Regions from separate parts of the Homo sapiens genome. Here region 1 is linked to region 2. A link is an interaction called in ENCODE POLR2A ChIA-PET data of the cell type or tissue named here. Cell type or tissue: B cell. All regions are shown on one strand.

The links. ChIA-PET counts read pairs that join two places held together with the same protein. Peaks named below come from ENCODE experiments on the same cell type or tissue, not always from the same donor. Only the 100,000 strongest peaks of a DNase experiment are listed, where the experiment ranks them.
Region 1: POLR2A ChIA-PET joins it to region 2 with 6 read pairs; 1 of 35 experiments calls an interaction of 5 or more read pairs at or near these places.

The regions. Positions count from the first base shown.
Region 1 is chr2:31,214,484-31,218,483 of GRCh38, forward strand. It overlaps CAPN14 (calpain 14), which reads right to left and starts at 3,032. Exons shown (of 22, transcript NM_001145122.2): 1 at 2,973-3,032. RefSeq lists enhancers at 1-155, 156-656. In B cell, no CTCF peak of the experiment used is centred here; a DNase peak (open chromatin) is centred at 2,393; H3K27ac peaks cover 2,850 bases.
Region 2 is chr2:30,170,676-30,174,675 of GRCh38, forward strand. No RefSeq gene overlaps it. Among named protein-coding and RNA genes, the nearest start is that of SNORA10B, 15 kb to the right of the region's middle. In B cell, no CTCF peak of the experiment used is centred here; DNase peaks (open chromatin) are centred at 576, 1,816, 1,936, 2,376 and 3 weaker places.

The DNA.
Region 1 (4,000 bases), 1.0 Mb after region 2:
CAAGGTCAGACCTAAAAGAAAAAACAAGTCTCCAAAGGGAACATGCACCTTGGGAGAAGGTGGGGGAGAAGCGGCAGGAAGTCCCTTAACTGGCAATGCTGGGGTAGGCGTCCCCTGGGCTGACTGCATGCCTCTATGGAGGTCTAAGAACTTGGCTGTTGGAGCTCCCTACTCACCCCCAGCTGCCCCACTTCCATTTGACTTTATGAGACACTGCATAGTCACAAATCTTTGCAGAGAATAAGACTCCCTGGAGCATGGGTGTACACCTTGAGTTGCCACGACCTGGACACAGCTTTCCCTGAGCAAAGGAACATCCGCTCGGCCTTTGTGGAAGTTGCACCCTGGCGTCGCTCATTGCAGCTGAACCAAATATGAGGCTAGAAGGAACTTAGTGGTCATCCAATTCAGTGCCCCCATGTACTGACAGGACCTCTGAGCAGTTCCAGGGAGTCATGGCCTGCTTGGCCTGACTGTTGGGGGAGCCCTGGGGCATCATCTCTTCTCTCCGGCACAGGCACACCCTCTTTGTACAGCCTCCTCCTAAACTATGACTTCAGTGGAGTCACTCTGTTCCCCTCCAGCTGCCCTGCTCTGACACTTTCAACCCCAAGAGGTAGCGGCACCCTAGTCTGAGAGTCATCCCCTACTCTTCTTTTTCTATCCATTCCCACGCTTTTAAAGAGCCAATCCTTCTGATTTTTTAAAACAAAATATCAAATGATTCTGAACATTTGACAACACATTTGGACAGGAAAGACTTTTAAAGCAGATGTAAATTCATTCCTTTTTTTTTTTGCAGGGGCATTTGCATCTTCAGAGAGTCATGGAATTTGAGCTAGATGAGCGGTCAGACTGAGGTAGCTCATCTCCTCCTCTGATCCTGCATTTGCCATAGGACTGGCCATTTCACGTCACGCCCTCAAAACCACACAGCTCATGGCCTCAAGTCCAAATGGCCAGGCTCTTGGTGTGTTAGTTCCTTTCTGTGTACACAAACCCCCACCACACACCCTCTGCTCTGTCCAAACTTACAAAGGAGATGTCGCTTCCTCCTGACCCCCTCTACCTCAAATCTCCCTCATCCTTCAAAGCTCAGGGCAAATGTCCCTCCTCTCCAGAGCCTTCCCTGGAAACCTCTTGTCTTCTCCTTGTGGGGCTTTCCTGCCCTTCACTCACACTCATGAACTGGGGAGAGAATGCTGGTTAACAGCCCCCTCCTCTCCCAAGCCCACTCCTGGGCTGGAAGACTTGGCCGGTCATTTTAGGCTCTGATTAACGCTACTCCAGAAGATCAAAGTATGCAGTTAAAAACCCAGGCAAACTTTTGGAAAAAGTAAGTCAATTAGAAACATCTTAAAAAAGAAAAAAAAAAAAAAAAGAAACTATTTGACAGTAAATACTATAGCTAAACACATACAAACTATATGATACAATTCCATTCCTGGTTATTACCCAACAGAAATGCTTAAATCTATGCACCAAAAGACATGTACAAGAATACTCACAACAGAAATATGCAAAATATCCCCAAATGAAAACTACCCAAATGTCCATGAACATGGATAAATATTAATAATAGTGATAACCATTTATACAATGAAATACTTCACAGCTCTGAACAAACAAGAATTACATGCTGCAATATGATGAGATTCACAAACAATATTAAGTAGAAAAAATCCAGACACAAAAACTCTTTGATTCCATTTACATAACTTTCAAAAGTGACAAAACCAATCTATATGTTAGAAATTAGCTTAGTGGTTACCCTTGAGGTCGAGCGATCTATCACCAAACCAATTATACCACTGATAGTTACATCAATTCCATTCCTTTTCTACTGCTTGTTTTGATGGTCAGGAGAGAGATTTACAAGGGAGTTTGAAAAGTGGGAGAATCAATTCATTTAAACAAGGCTTTATTGCATGCTTCCCCATGGGCCAGGCATTGCCCTAGATGGTAGGGGTACAGGATGGATTAGACAGAATTTCTGCCCTCGAGGAAGTCACAGTCCAACGACCAGGCTCACACTCTAGAAAGGGCCCTCACTCTTCAGCATGAGGTGCCCACTCTGTGAAATGGCCAGTACCTAACTCATCCAAGAATTCTCCCCCTAGAAAGTCAAAGACACCCCTCACCCTATCAGGCCTGGAAGATGTACCCAGGCTGAAACACTTAGGTACCACCCACCAAAACATTGTCACCCTGTGCCTCCATAGGAGAGGGTTATAAGCTGAACTGAGAGCCGACTACCTCGCTCTGGAGTCCTCCAGAGCTTTGAGGAGTGATTTCCAGTGCCCATAGGCCAGCAGACCACTCAGACAAGGGCAATTTCGAGATTTCTAATCTAGGCAAGGGCCGTGCCAAGCACCACACTGACAGCTATCATTTGAGGCAATATTTCACTCTTATAGTGTGGTCACCGTCCCAGTGTGTTTTTCACATCTAATTTCATACAGGAAGTCAGCCCAGCCTCACTGCTTATCAGAACAGAGAACAGTCGGCCTCCTTGACTCTGAGGATCCCATAAGGCCTCAGTGATAAGCTGGCTGCCCCCAGATTCCTTCTCATCAGGAGGCTCAGGAGACAACTGGGATGGCCTATGTTCTGGGAAATGACAGCACCTAGCAGCATCAGTAACTCTACCAAATGACTTCGAGAGAAACCAGAGCTGGAGGGACCTCAGAAATTACCCAGGCCCAAAGATACTCCCATCTTTTTTTTTAAATGAGGAGATTGGGGCCAAAGGGCTGAAGTCTATTCCTCAAGGTCACACTAATAAGTGATGGCAAAACTGAGGACAAAATTGAAATCTCCAGACTCCAGGGTTTTTTCTGTATACACTCACCTGCAAAGCTCAAACCAGGAGAAGCAAATACCATCCTCTCACCTTCTAAACCCAGACCCTGTAGAGTCTCATAGGGCCTCTGGGCTAACTTGGACCCACCCTTGGAACTAAAGAAATTTACCTGCACAGGAGATTTTGCTTCTTTAAGCGCCTGGGCAAGCTCTAATCCCGGTGCAGTCAGAAGCATGCAGCCTGAAACCACCTCTTATATATGGGTCCTTTCTACACATGGTGTTTAGCCAAGAATTTGCGACCCCACCTCCCAGGACCTTGGTTCCTCCCCACTGTGTGTTCTCTGGAAGGGAGTGGAGTACCCAGGGCTTTGCGACTGGATTACACAAATCCAATTATTTCTTTAGAACACCATACAGAGAAAGCCTGTTTCAGTAATGCCTTAATGAGAGAGAGTTAGTCATCTTCTCACTTCCAACCCTGGGGAGGGTACTTTCAGGTGTGACCTAGAAAAGCATTTCACTGCAGGAGCACATGATACTGCTTGCTCACCTCCCCACAACTCCCAGGACACCAAAGAACCAAGACAGAGATTCCTGTACATCCCTATGTTTAAACTAACATTGACAGAAGCCTGGAAAGTATTTTCAAGAGGTGGCTGTGGGTTTTCTTTTATGGTTGTCAGAGTCTGAGGCAGCCCTCAGGGATGTTTCCTGCTAAGGAGGAAATCTGTGATTCATTTGTGCTATTGAGATCGCTCCCTCTTCCTTCCCAACCTACTTTCCAAATCCCCCATTTTGGCCATCTGGGACTCAGAACATTGACCTCCCACTGGTTGTCTCCTCACAGTTCACCTTGGGTCCCGTTGCTCCAAATCTGGTTGTTCTTCCCTTAAAGCATTTCTTAGCCCTCCTGTGGTTGCTCTAGACTTCTTCACTCCCTCCCCACCCCCACCCCCAAATCCTTCTCCTAGGTTCCCACCACCACTTGCACAGATTTCCATCATAGCAGCTTAGTTGGTTCCAGCTTGCCTGCCTCCACGCTTGCACACCTAGGATCCCCAGAACCCAGAACCATGCCTAGTACCCAGGAGGTGCTCAATATGTGTCAGTGGAATCAGAGTCCCTTGCCTGTGGAAATCCTCTGTCCTCTTCCTCCCCGCCTGCTTCTTGGCCTCTGCCTTGACTCTAATCTCTC
Region 2 (4,000 bases):
AGCGACTCTCCTGCCTCAGCCTCCCAAGTAGCTGGGATTACAGGCACGTGCAACCACGCCCGGATAATTTTTTTTTTTTTAATTTTAGTAGAGACGGGGTTTCACCATGTTGGCCAGGATGGTCTCGATCTTCTGACCTCATGATCCGTCCACCTCGGCCTACCAAAGTGCTGGGATTACAGGCATGAGCCACCAGGCCTGGCCTCTAAGCCCCAGTTTTCTAACCTCTTCAATGAGATGATAACCAGACCAAATTTGTAGGGTTTTTATGAAGATAAAGGAGGTAACTCAGGGAAAGTACTTAACATCTGGACACATAGTAAACATGAAATAACTTCCAATTGTACATTATGATTGTTGTTGCTATATATTACTTGTACACCACCTAGCTCATGGTAGGTACTTGTGGTATCCAGCCTCCAAGATGCCCCCAGTCAGGCCTTGAGATGACTGCAGCCCTGGCTGATGTACGATGGCAGCCTCATGGGAGACCCAGAGCCAGAACTGGCCAGCCAAATTGTCTGAGTCCATTGGGGGATCTTATAACAAAACACATAAATTGGGTGGCTTATAACTAAAAAGCATTTATTTCTCACAGTCCTGAAGGCTGGGAAGTCCAGGGCCCCAGCAGATTCAGTGTCTGGTGAGGGCCTGCCTCCTTACAGATGGTGCCTTCTTGCTGTGTCCTCATACGGTGGATGGGAAAAATTCTGGTCTCTTCCACCCCTTATAAAGGCACTAATCCCATTCACAAGGGCTCCACTCTCATGACCTAACCACCTCTCAAAGGCCTCACCTCGTAATACCATTACACTGGGGATTCTGTTTCAACATGGGAATTTAGGGAGGATGTAAACATTCAGACCATAGTAACCACCAAATTCCTGACCCATAGAAACTGTGCATGATCAATTTTTATTGTTTTAAGCCACTCATTTGTTATGAAGCAAAAATTAACAAATACAATGCTTTAAAAAAAAAAGTCGGCCAGGTGCGGTGGCTCACACCTGTAATCCCAGCACTCTGGGAGGCCGAGGCAGGCGGATCACGAGGTCAGGAGATTGAGACCATCATGGCCAACATGGTGAAACCCCGTCTCTACTAAAAATACAAAAAATTAGCCAGGCGTGGTGGTGGGTGCCTGTAGTCCCAGCTACTCGGGAGGGTGAGGCAGGAGAATGGCATGAACCTGGGAGGCGGAGCTTGCAGTGAGCCAAGCGCCACTGCACTCCAGCTGGGCGACAGAGTGAGTGAGACTCCATCTCAAAAAAAAAAAAAAAAAAAAAAAATAGCCCCCTCTCCCTTCCAAGTGAGAGAAAACAGATTGGCATTTCCTTCTGCAAATCCATGCAGTCCAGCACGTGGTCAGCAGGGAGAGTCATTGGACCACGTTCTGGTCTAAATGTGTTGGCATTTTCCTCACTAAAGCAGTGAGCACACCCAGCTTAGGCCAGAGGAGATGCCAGACCAGTAAAGAAGAGGCCAGCCACCCCAGGCCCCTGCTCCATCAGTGAGCTGCTGGTGGCCCCAGGGGAATGCTCAGTCCCAAGAACCAGCTCAGAGCAGGCTCCTGCCCTGTACGAGGAAACCCAGAGAATGATTCTGAGACTTGCTTCATGGGCTTGAATACAACTCCCCAGTGGCCAAAGAACTCCTGTTCTTGGACTTGAGCAAAGACCCCAAGAAGGGTGCCATGGCCAGTGGCATCACTTGGGGAAGGGCACCTGTAACTCTTCCGAGTAACTCCTCTGCCCTTGAGAAGAAAGGGGCAGAGTACCTGACCCAAGTGACAGGTCTTGCTCCTTCTGCTGTCCTGTGTCAACCCCAGCCCCTGACGCTGTCAGTAACCACTCTTGTGGTTGCTTCATAACAAGCATGTGAGTCTCTGGCTGCAGGAGGGCAGAAGCATCTGATGACTGAGGATTTGGGGCCCCCCGTCAGACTCTGACATCACCATCCCTCCCCAATGCCCATTTGCAAACCCAAGTAGGGATCAAACCCAGCCTCAACTGGATCTGCCGCAACCTTAGAAGTGCTGTGAATCCACTCTAATCACCAGTTTAGATCATCAGGGACCATACCTAAGGACCAGCCAGCCAGCCCCAAAGAGGGCCACACAGCCAGCTGGAGTCAGGGCTGGAGAGTGCAGGGCCTACTTCCTTCCAGGAGAGGGGAGAGATGAGTGAAACAGCTGAGAAAACCCCCCTGCTTTCTTCCTGTGCCCTCCAGAAAGAACAGACAGCCCTTATGGCTTGCATCTCCCCAGAGCCTGAGACCCAGGGTATCAGGGCCTTCCAGGTCCTTCTGCTACATCTCCCTGGCCCAGTAAAGGCAGCACTTTGCAGGGGAGGGAGGAAAGAGTTGGACATATCCTGGATGCTTCACCTTATTCCTTGTTGGTGTATGGGGCTGGAGGTGAGAGGTCATCACAAGGGGTGAGAGGGTAAAAGTTAAGGTACTTTGAGAAGCCCCAGCCCCAGGAATGATCCCTGGCACCTACTCCCCCTTCCCATAGACTGGATAGGAAGCAGGACCACCCACCTCCCTGAGGGGACTTGTGGAAATGCAACAGAGGCATTTTTTTCTCATAATGTGGTGTGTTTAAGCATCTACACATTGTAATACATGCATATAAGTAACATTATAAATTACTTTTAATGTCTTTATATTACAGCACATTATTTATAATCATTGGAATTACATATATAGCCAGAATTTAATAATTGTAGAATAGCATATGCTTTAGTATTTGATAGGGTTAATCCACATTCATTCCTTTTGTTTTCAGAATTTGCCTGTTACCTGCATAGCAGGTGCTCAATAAATATTTTTATAAGTGAATGCTTCAAGGGGCTTATGGTCTGTAGGGCATGCTAAAACTAAGTAGATAAAAGAAACAGTGCCATAGGAATATATTCATTCAACAAATCATGATTGAGTGCCAACTACGTCTAAGGCACGATGCTAAAGGCTGTGCAGGACCCTCCAGAAGACTAAGTCACTATTTACATAGAAAACACAGCCATGTGCAAAATGAAGGGTGCTCTACAGCCATCAAGAAGCTGGGGTGGTCCCTTCTGGCCCAGGGAAGAAAGTGGAGAACTATGAGAGTCTAAGTGGTAGGCTTTGGGGAGAAGCTGCACATTTATGCATTTTTAGGAAAAGTCACCCAAAAAGGAGCTCTTTGGAATACCTATGCAAGATGGAAGAATTCTTCAATCCCAGGTACATTCACCTTTCCAATCCCTAGTCTTGTCAGGGGCTCTTTCCTGGAGTACATAAGAACAAAGAAAATCAGCAGAGCCTCTATCAGCCCACGATGGAGAGAATGCCCCCAAACATTTTGTTCTTTTTTTTTTTTTTTTTGAGGCAAGATCTCTCTCTGTTGCCTAGGCTGGAGTGTGGTGACACAATCACGGCCCACTGCAGCCTCCACCTCCTGGGCTCAGGCAATCCTTCCACCTCAGCCTCTCAAGTAGCTGGAACCACAGACACGTGCCACCATGCCTGGCTAATTTTTTTTTTTTGGTAGAGACAGGGTCTCACTACGTTGCCTAGGCTGGCATCAAACTCCTGGGCTCAAACAATCCTCCCACCTCGGTCTTCCCAAAATGCTGGTATTACAGGCGTGAGACACAGCACCTGGCCCCAAAAACATATTTAGAAGAACATTATGGCCTGCCTCCACATGAAAAATTTCTTGTCAGAAATGTGTTTGCCTCATTACAAAGAAACAACCTCCCCCCAGCATATTGGAATAGCTTTACCCGCTTCTCAGCAGTCACAAAATTGATTTTCTGTTCCCTCTTAACTCCCTCTGGACAGTGGAACTCAGTTATCAAGCATAACTTCCTGTTCTTTCGGTAACCCTATTTGGTGAAATTAGAATTAGGAGTTTAATTCAATGTAGTGCAAAGCCCAATGAGATTAACTTCATGGTTTCAAGACCTTCGCTAGGAAACAGAATCCTGCGTTCTCTATTTCTCTTTCAAAAATTGAC